2 separate regions of the Homo sapiens genome follow, and region 1 is linked to region 2. The links are chromatin loops, found by intact Hi-C in ENCODE. Cell type or tissue: chondrocyte. All regions are shown on one strand. Links, peaks and the distances in the headings refer to the core of each region. The heading gives the core; the rest is flanking DNA.

Region 1 (5,388 bases), core at 279-5,278, 150 kb before region 2:
TAACAAGGCCACATCTACAGCTGAAGGAGTCAGTCCTGTGGATTGAAAAAATCAAGGAGGGACCCTAACCTATGAGGGACCTGTGATAGGTACAACTTACCAAAACAGACACTCAGGAACAAGGACCAAGAAAGATGCCCAACAACACAAGTTGGTGGCAAAGATGAGGCTGGTCTCAGACCAGGAGAGAGCACATTTATCAAACAGATGTTCAAGGTTGGGGGTCAGTGAAGAGCATAGGTGAATTGACACGAAGCCCCAGACTTACTTAAATATATTACTAGAATAGGGCCAAACTTACAGGTTTCTGTCAAATGACGGAAGCTTTTTGGGAGCCACCTTTTCTACTTAAATCATTTCTTTGCATCTTGGGTTAGTCAGTGCAATTTGGATTGAAAGTATCATAAACCCAACTCAAACTAGCTAAAGTAAAAAGGGAACAATATTGGAAGAATATGATATATCTCATATAGTTAAAAGATTGAACAATGAAATAACAAACGATGATATGCAGGTAATCATCAGGAAAATGGAAACTCGAGTCAAGTCCTGCCAGGATCCTCTTTCTCAATTTCTCCTCACCTCTTCTTTTCTTCATGTTAACTTCATTCTCTCTACATAAACCACTTCCTCACCAATAGTACCCAAGTTTGTATCTTACCATTAGGGAGAGCCAGTTCTAAAAATACCTCAGGGACAGACTTGATTGGGCCTGGTACCACCTGTGGTGGCTGAAGAGCGACCAGGAATCACACTTCTGGAATGGGCAAAGTAGAGAGGAGCACTCTACAGAAAAAAAGGGTCGAAAGAGCTGGGTTGACAAAGCAATTGATGCCCAGTCTGCACATTCAACTTCAAAGAAGATTTAGGGTATATTAATAGTGTGACCAGATGTCTTTATTTGTCTGGAAAGTCCCTTTTTACACCTGTTGTCCTGGTACAATTATTAATAGCACCCTTATCACTTTCAAAAAATGTCCTGATTTGGAAGATAAATTATGCAGTTGTCTTATTCAGTGGGACTCTGAACTGGCCAAAATAGAGAAGAGAACGAGGTTTGAAAGGGAGGTGAAGATGACAGTGACCTCCTTTAGGGTAGGTTATTCTTCACGGCGGTGCCTCAGTACCCAGAACATAACATGTGCTCAGAAAATGTTGCATTAAAGATCCAATGTTAAAAAAAAAGAATCTAATGTAATAAAAAGATTTTCTCCTCCAAAGTGTTTTATGAAGTCATATACGACACATTTTCCCAACTCTATTATAGAGGACTTTTAGACTAATAGTATCATAGAATCTCAAAGCTACCAGGAAATTTTAAAGATTCTTAGTTCAACCGCTTTCTAATTAGACAGTAAACCTGTGAGCACAGCACTCATGTCTGTTCTGTTCAGTAAATCCTGGACACCCAGGAGCTGGCAAGTATAGGCATTGAATAAACATTTGATTCTGTTTTCAGGGCTTGCTTTTCTTCAATCATGTTTCTATCATAAGGACATCCGATAGAGGACCACTAATATTGGAGGTCTCATGCTTGATTAAACAGTCTTCCAGTCTCTGTCTGAGAAAGTCCTCTCTTGTAGTGAGCTGAAATGTGACTCCCTGTAATTTTCACATGTCCTTGTTTCTCTGTTTCTGAGGCTAACTCTTCTTCCATAGCACAATCTTTAGTCTTCCTTAACCACAGTTTCCTTTTCTTTTCTGACATGGTTTTCAGATCCTTTGCTATCCTGATCACTTTTGGACATATTCAGTTTGTCCAAAGACCTTGCTATGTCTTGAATGCCTCCTCCAAAACTCATGTTGAAACTTAATCCCCAACATGGCAGTATTGAGAGGTAGGGCCTTTAAGAAGTGATTGGGTCTTGAGGGCTCTGACCTCATGAATGGATTAACTCATTCATGGATTAATGGGTTGATAGATTGATGGGATATCATGGGAAGGGATCTGGTGGCTTTATAAGAAGAGAAGGAGAGACCTGAGCTAGCATGTTAGCGCACTCAGCCCCCTCACCAGGCACTGTCTTAGGATGCTAGAGTCCCCTCCAGCAGGAAGGCTCTCACCACAAGCACCCCCTTAAACTTGGACTTCCCAGGCTCCATAACTGTAAGAAACACATTTATTTCCTTTATAAATGACCCAGTTTCAAGTATTCTGTTATAAGCAACAGAAAATGGACTAAGACAGACCTGTAGGCGAGTTCAAAGATGTGTTTTGGCCGTGACAAAAAAAAAAAAAAATGAAAGGCAATCTCACATCGTTCCTTCAAGAAAATTAAGTTTCTATTAATATTAAGCTAAGATTATTCAGATGTTTTTAGCCATGTCTCACTACTGACTCACATATAGTTTCTCATTAATTATTTTTAATTAGGGATAGCCTCAGTATTTGAAGTTTGAGTAGAAAGAGAAGCAGAGTTTTACATGTGTTTCTGCCAAAGTCAGATCTGCTCTATCACTTCTTATGCAATCAGTGTATTGAATTGTGTTAGAGCCTTGAATTTATCCCTGTTAAATGCCACAGCAACATGCTTTACAAGAGTTTCAAATGTTTTTGCATCGTAACTTTGATATCAGAATCTTTTTTGACTCTCCCATTTTGTTGTTGTCCTCATATCTAATGGGTAAAGTATACTTGAAAGAAAGTGGCAATCACTATGATTTTATGAGCCAGGGTCTCTTAAAAAACATTTTCACAGATTTAGTACCCTGGTAGGTAACCAACGAGTTACAAAGCAGCACATCTCACTAAAAAGAAAATTTTGCAAAAATTGAAACTGTTCCGCCCTGAATGAGTTGCCTTCTAAGATATTTCCTGATCACTGGTAGGTGTAGACAGACAGGATAACCATCTGTCCAGGATGTTTTACTGGGAATTCCTGCACTGGGTGGGACTTTAGACTAGATTACCTCCAAAGATATTTTCAGCTCGTAGATTCCATGTACAGTACACATTTACTATTAATAGCCTACATTGGATTTTTTTATCATCCCATAGCTGAGAGGACATTACATTTTCCCGTGAACTAGTTATAATATAATTCCCCACACGATGGTGTCTGGGGGATGTATTTTTGGAAATTTTAAACCACTCTATGTTTCTGATATGTTCCATTTAAGTGGGGGTTAAGTTTTATCTTAACAGGAAAAAATTAAGGCTGAATGATTATTTGTTGTCAAATACACATTATTAACAATTACAATCATTGGTATGTACATAATGAGTTTTTGGGTGTTCATCTGCTGGTTAAGAGCACAACCTGTCTTGCTTCTCATCAGATTTAATCATCCATCTCTACTCTCATCTATCAATTCATCTGTTCCTCCTTCTTAGTTAATATAAATTATGGCTCTTTTGAAATAGCTAGTAATTGTGCAACTAGCTTAGAAAGTTGTAGCCCTCAAACCTAGATTGTCATCCTATAGTATAAGAAACTGCTTTGAGGCTAGAAGGAAAAAGGAAATTACAGTATTAAAACTCCACTAAGAAAAATGCCAAATTCTAGCCTATTATTTATTATGTGCTCTAATGCAGAACTCAGAACTTTTCCAGATGAGCATACATTTGATTAAACATAACTTCTGAATCCTCTAGTGGATTATTAGGGTGGTCTGGCTCTCTTTGAGAAGCAGTAATGGATTCCTATGTTATCACTTAGTGGAAGACATTTAAGAAATTTCAGCAGGTGATAAATGAAGCAAAAGTGATATTTAAATTGAGGGAAAGAATGAATGGCTCTTTCCAGATCTTATTTCTGGGGTCAATATGGTAAAAGCATTTAGAAATGTATGTATTTTTTTCTTATTTTTTTAAAATTTACATCTATAGAGAATGCTAACTAGCTAAACTTGAAAGATGATTCACTTTGTTTAATTTGGATTAAATAACCCTTCTAGCTGTATGTTTTTTCTAATTATAGGGTCCCATTTTACATAACCAATTTGAAGCATCTCTGATTCAGCTCTGAACTCTAGAGTTTGTGCTATTCTCTACTTTCTCCATTGTGGTTTTACTAGTTCACTCTAGTTTGACATTGAGAAATGGAATCAGTCCACTGGAACAACTTCCATTCTTACAGGAAACTCTGATGACACTCAGAGTGCTCTTCATTGGGTGCAATGGTGAAGAGTCTTAGCAGAACTCTTAGACTTATGTGTGGAAAAGTTTTAGCCATGTTACAGTGATGGCCAGAGATTTATTACCATTTCACTGATTTTAGGAAATATTGTCCTTTCATGGAAGACCCTGGAAATTCACGGGCTCTTTCTAGAATAATCTGAAGTTTTCTCTTTCTGTTGGCATTTTGCTTACTGAGGTCACAGCTAATTAGTAGCCTACTTAGAAGAGGAATTTCTTTTCTTCTCTGGCAGCCAGTAGAATCTCATTGGATTGTAGCTGATAAAACAATCTTCTCTTTAGTGATAGTCTGTATTCTAATTGTACTTATGAGGCCTGTAGGTTATGGTTAAAATTAAAACACAATAAATAGAATAAATTTAATACATTAGCAACTATGCAAAACAGCAGCCACAAGTGACATGGATTTGTTTCTGTGTCCTAAAACTCAGTAGTATATTAGTGCAACATAATTACAGTAATCCTATGATGTTCTGCCATACAATGGCATCTCCAACTATATGAGCTCCTTCTGTCACTAGGGTTTATTTCTAGCGCTTCTCATATTTCAGAGTAACAAAATAAAGGTATTTAGCAGTGTTTCCTCTGGGCTTGGATGCAGTGTTTTGTAAATTGATTTTCATCCATATTCATATCAGGGCTAAATCAGAGAAACAAGGAACTTGACTTTCTACTGGAGAAGAGCTAAATTGAGTATAAAGATTGAGCATTAATGTGTGTGTAGTCTTTTCTCTGACAAGTTAAGGGGGCTTTGGTAGACAGTAGGAATGATTTAACCTTGGCAGTGTCTTCTGTTCAGAGTGTAGCTTATTTGGAAGTAACAGGCTAGAGGACTTCAGCCTTATGGGTTTCTTAATGGAAGTCTTCTTTCTTGAATAGAGAATATTACAGTTTGTGGATAGAAGCTTCAAAAGGATATGAATCATGAAGGTTTAACTTACGGTAACGGGTGGGACTCTTATACCTAGTTTAGAATCAAAGAACTTGTAAAAAAAAATTGGCCTTCTTATGGGCTAATTATCTAGCTACAATTTCTACAGCATTTTTGAATGAGGTATGACTGACTCCTCTACAGATGACAATTTATCTTTGCACTGTCAGAAAGGCAGCCTGGTTTAGTAGTCGCATATCATCTATAAGACCTGTAGGCTTTTGTGAGATTAAGCTACTCATGACCTTCTAAATGTCGTCCCAGTCTCTGATCTATATCCATTGCTCTCCATCCCTTCCTCCTCACCCTCTCCTCCAGC
Region 2 (5,388 bases), core at 135-5,134:
CAAAATGTTCGATTACAGGTTCATGATGGATTTTTATTTTTTTAATTATACAAATGCTTATATTTTTCTAACAACAATTTCATTCGAAGAAAAGTCAGTTGATAAATTTTAAGGTTGTATTTATTACTCCTATTGGTTTTTGAAAAGTGTTCATTCAATCTAGGTGTTTTTAGAGTATCAGCTTTTGAACTCAGGGTTCTCAATCTTGAAAGCATAATGGTAAAAGTCCTGCTTTCATTTATTTAAGTGTTCTCAGAGACTACAATTGCCAATATAAATTTGAAAAAACAAAATTTACAGTACCATCGCTTTTTGGTAACAAATACTATATGCAAATCCACTTGTAAAACTATCTTACAAGTATTTTCTTAACAATGTTCTGCAACTAGTAGTTATGTTTTGAGGTGCCCAGCAAAGGAAAACGAATCCATCCACTTTGTGCCAGTCAGTAACAACCACAACAGAGCAGCTGATGTTGTTAACAATGCCCCTATTAGCTAAGGATCAGAAATGTTGTGACATTAGTTTCTGGGATCATGTCAGGATTGAATTAGACTGACTCATCTCAGGTCCTGGTGCTCTCTTAATTCTTTGGTCAGCAGGAATTAGTCCTACCAAGCTTTATCTTGGTCATACCGAACATTGTCCTCAAGCATAAGTTAAGTAGCCCTGCTATAGGATCACATTTGTCAGAAGTTTTCTCCTCTGTGCTTGGCTAAATTCCCACTGTCCATTTGCAAAAGGAGTGGTTTATGCAATTTGATTACTTTTAAGAGCTGTCTCACCTCCAAATGCCTGCTCAAGGGAACTCAGTGACACCAACTAAGAGGCATGTGAGTGTTAAGGTTTAGAGTTGCCCGTGTTTGCTTTCTGATACAGGAATGCCGGAAGAAGCTGAGTGCTGGATGAAGGTGAAAGAGATTATCAGTACCAGAGAGCCAGCTCTTCCCTTCTTCCCCGGAAATTGAGTTGTCAGCAGCCAGTTCAAAGCAGACATGTGAGAAAATCACCATGTCTTTTTATTTTAATGGAAATAACTTAAATAGTTGTCTTGCAGGAAACATGTTTTAAAAATTGATCTTTCTGGGGTTGAGGGAAGCTGGCTATGAGCAGGGGGTCAGCCGACTTATTACTTATTACCTATTACAGTAGAGTGCTTAATAACTTTTCCTTATCTCCCCTCAAGGGGAATATTCATTAGTAGATCAGAAGATAGTGTTACTAACTTATAGCATATCCATAATCTATAGCATATATAGAGGCCAAATTTTACCTCTGATTTATCCAATTGCTTAATGGTTTTAAACCAGATTCACATGGAACCCTTTTTAAAAGCACATTGCCTCTCCATCCCAGGAGGTTGAGATTCTTTAAGTTTGGCGAGGAATCTGTATTTTAACAAGTGTATTGATAATTTCAAAGTATGCCAAAGTTTGAAACCCGCTTAGGTTAGGGACAGGTCAATATGAGAGAAAATAGTCATCTTGATTTACTCTAATAGCTTTATCATTTAGATTAAAACATACACCCAATCCGTTAATAAAAATGTTAAAATCAAGGTTTTTTAAACTCTAGGTAAACATTGCGTGAATCCTTTAGTGCTTCAATTTAGCTAAACCATAAAGTAAGTAGAAACTATGAAGATTCCTGTCTGCAAAGATGGTAAAATGCTAGTTCAAACGTCATGCCTCTGGGAAAACTCCTTGTAAATCTCATCGTCCTTTGTGGAACTCAAGTCTTCTTTTTGGTTCCTGGCTAGTAGCAAATTGTATTTACATGTTTTATCCGTGGCCACACCAATTGTGAACTTCTTGCGGGACAGACATGTTTCTATCTCCTCCCTCCTTCAACAAAGCATCACGCACACAGTAAACCCGAATAATGTGTGCTGATTTTCACTCTGTTATAGGTTTCCTAAAGTGATTTACCACTTATTTTAGAAAATTATGGACACACACAGAAGATTTAGATGAAATTACTGTAACATTTTAAATATTTGTTTGAATTTGGAAGTACATTAAACTCTTTAAGAAAAGATGTTTCCTAATCTCCAGTTATTTCTCTCAGGAAAGAAAAACACAGTAATTTGCCTAAAAGCTTACCCTTAATTTAGGTGTTGATTTAGCGTCTCCTCTAAATACAATCCCCCTTCTCTGCTGTGTAACTGTTTTTAAAAGGATTGGCAATGGATGAATAAACAACTCCTTTAACAAACATTTGAAGACCCCATCCAAACACATACACACACACAACATAAAATCTCTTTCCACATCAATTTAGTGAGCCCTTAATTTTGCTTTCTAAGCACACAATATTATAAACCACAAAACACACACAACCAGTTTAACTCCTGCTGAAATGACATGAGAAGATTCTACTGAAATGCTTAGGGAAACTGGTAATTGTGTGCTGAATTTACTATAGGCTACACCACTAGAAGAGCTATAAGTAGCAACAGTAGCAAATGTTGAGCAGTCACTTTCCTCAACTTGTCCCTGTCCTTAGGGAGCTCACAGTATGTGGCGAAGACAGATACATGAACCATTAATTACCATGTAAGGCAAAAAAAATGGCACATGGAAGAAGATGCAGCTGTGTTCTGGGAACAAGGCAAAAAGAACTGCCTGCGGTCACGTTTGACAGACTAGAAAACATTTGATCTGCCTTGAAGGATGCATAGGAGTAGGAGTTCACTCAAAGATATTCCACTAAGAATAGGCATTATGTTCATCCAGCTTGCTTTTCAGGTAGTTCAGGTTAAAACAGGCTCTAAAAAAAGTTTAACAAGAAAATATATGAACTGAGGAAGGATTAGATGCAAACAGCCCAGCCAGTACATTTAGACCACATAAAATCCAGTTATGCTCATGAAAATGCAGGCAGCAGGATGTCCAATTTAATAGGAGAGGAAGAAAAGGAAGGGCACATAAAATAGAAAGGATTTATTCATTTTCCCCAATAAAGGCTAAGCACTTTCGTAGGTTCTTTTTAATTCATGAACTTTCCAATTCATATTCCAGGTACTAATCCTGCTGTTCTAAAATAGCTGTTGTGGATAACGGGATTTTATGTAGGCCACATGTCCTTAATTTTTATTTCTGCCTCACTCAGCTCAATGTCTACTCAAATTTGTTGGTCATAAACCAGGTATTTAATTAGATTACTTAGCGACACCTAGTGACCGAGATCGGAACCAAGTGCTATTTTAATACAGTGGAGTGTGTGCCTCTGTTATTGTCATGCTTTAGCCCAAGACAGCCCTCATTATTCCAAGTTCTCTTTTCAACCCATTTCATCCCAATGATACTAAAGCAAACCCATGCCCAGTTTGGCCTGAAAAACAACTAATTAGAGAGAGGAAGTGAGAAAGAGAAGAACAAGGGAGAGAGGGAAGGAGGTGATTGAGGGAATAGGTTGGAATCACAGAAGAGACAAGATCAGCAATGAAGGCTTCTATTTTTATGTATTTATTTGGCTGTGTTCATATCAAGAAATGGAAAGAAAGGTAAGACCACCTTGAAGCAGAGAAGGAATGAGAACCAGGGGCAGTCCAAACAAAGGCTCAATTCATATTTTGTTTCTCTCTTTTCCACTTGTATTTGAAAGGGCAGAATAAACATGTTTTGATGATTTTGAAATCCAAGATAGATCCAAATTTAAATGTTTTTAAACAAAAGATAGTTCTCATTGTCATAAATTATAAAATGCCTTTCTCACTTTGCAATTCCTGTTCTTTCATCCCTGTCTATGCATCTTTTTATATCAATTTGTTTTTCCCACTAAATGGATCTATTCGGATGGAGTCATTACTGAGTTGGCATTGCTCTAAAAATAAGCTGATGATTTGCTATCTGCAGTACGTGCTGTCAAAAAAAAAATCAACCAAAGTAACAAAGCAAAATAAACATAGTAATTAACACGTTAAATTAAAAATCAAAATATAACAAAAATACTAGAAGACAATGTGAGTCACGTGACAATTTTAAATGAGTTGAAGGTGCTGATTCTAGGCAAATTCCAACCAAGGGTTCAGAGGGAATCACAAAAGAAAGTGCTGTTATACATTTTTGAGAAAATACAGAGAACATGAACAATGCTAAAGGACTGAATTCTAAAACAGATTTTTAAGAATGCAGACAAGTGAGCCCTCAACTGTAAACATGACGCTGGCACAGCCAATTAAGCAGCGGTCTTTCCCTGCTGTGGTCCAGCCCCTTTGCCAACAGTGGGGTTCACACCCTACAAGTTGAGACCCTTGCAGGCTCCGGGTCCACTGAAACTAACTGAAACATAAGGAGTGACTTGCTCCTTGGAGTTGGAATCCACAGATGATGTTATACAGACTAGCCCTGATTCTGAGGCCAGAGGTCCCAGTGGGCTCCACTGCTCCAGGGTGCAGACATGGCACTGGACCATCATTCTCCCTATTTTTCTCCCCTACCCAGTTAGCCATTATGTTTTATTGTATTTGTACAGACATTTATATAGATTTCTACCATCCCATTGCATTGTAATAATATATTGTCATGTCTGTTTTTCTTCTGTTAAACTATGACTTTCATGGGTGGAGTCACGCTGTGTAGTCTTTGACTACTAGCCCAGCCTATTTAATTGTTAATTAAATGTTAACTGAGCATCTAGTATGCACTGTGCACTGAAGTGGGCTTTGGGGATACAATGAAGAAGATGTATGTCCTGGCCTCAAACTACTTAAAATCTGGTGGAAAATACAAGGAAGACTTTACTTCATTTTGGTATGTTTTAGTAAGTGCTAAGATGGGGGTAAGCACAGAGTTCTGGGAGCACAGAGTAATGCCACTGGATTTACAGTTTGTGAACGAGTGTGGGAAGGCTTCCTGGAGGAGGAGGGGCTGAGGAAGGAGCATGGGAAGGGCATTCTGGGTAGCACAAAGCCTCAAAGACATAAACTAGCACAACATACGCTCTCACATGAGATCTAGTTGTCTGCCTGTCACTGGTCACTTCCCCTACAAGCCCATTATCCACATTGTCCCCAGAGTGGTCTTATCAACATGCAGATATGCAATATAAAGATCTTTCCATAATCGAGTTTCTTTGATGCCTCCACATTACCTGCAGAAAAAAAAATCTAGCTTTTTTTTTTTTTTTGTGAGACGGAGTCTCGCTCTGTCACTAGGCTGGAGTGCAGTGGCGCGATCTGGGCTTACTGCAACCTCCACCTCCTGGGTTCAAGCAATTCTCCTGCCTCAGCCTCCTGAGTAGCTGGGACTACGGGCATGTGCCATCACACCCAGCTCATTTTTTGTATTTTTAGTAGAGATGGGGTTTCACCATGTTGGCCAGGATGGTCTCAAACTCCAGACCTCGTGATCCACCTGCCTCGGCCTCCCAAAGTGCTGGGATTAC

What was found. A loop is a pair of places that touch in the nucleus more often than their neighbours do. Peaks named below come from ENCODE experiments on the same cell type or tissue, not always from the same donor. Only the 100,000 strongest peaks of a DNase experiment are listed, where the experiment ranks them.
Region 1: a loop joins it to region 2, with 2.5 times the contacts of the local background. A loop is called at or near these places in 7 of 110 quality-filtered maps.

What each region holds. Positions count from the first base shown.
Region 1 is chr12:67,785,417-67,790,804 of GRCh38, forward strand. No RefSeq gene overlaps it. Among named protein-coding and RNA genes, the nearest start is that of LINC02421, 59 kb to the left of the region's middle. In chondrocyte, for the core only: a CTCF peak has its summit at 3,075; no DNase peak of the experiment used is centred there.
Region 2 is chr12:67,940,320-67,945,707 of GRCh38, forward strand. All of the region lies in intron 2 of LINC01479 (long intergenic non-protein coding RNA 1479), which reads left to right. Among named protein-coding and RNA genes, the nearest start is that of LINC01479, 14 kb to the left of the region's middle. In chondrocyte, for the core only: CTCF peaks have their summits at 3,174 (motif pointing left) and 3,374; no DNase peak of the experiment used is centred there.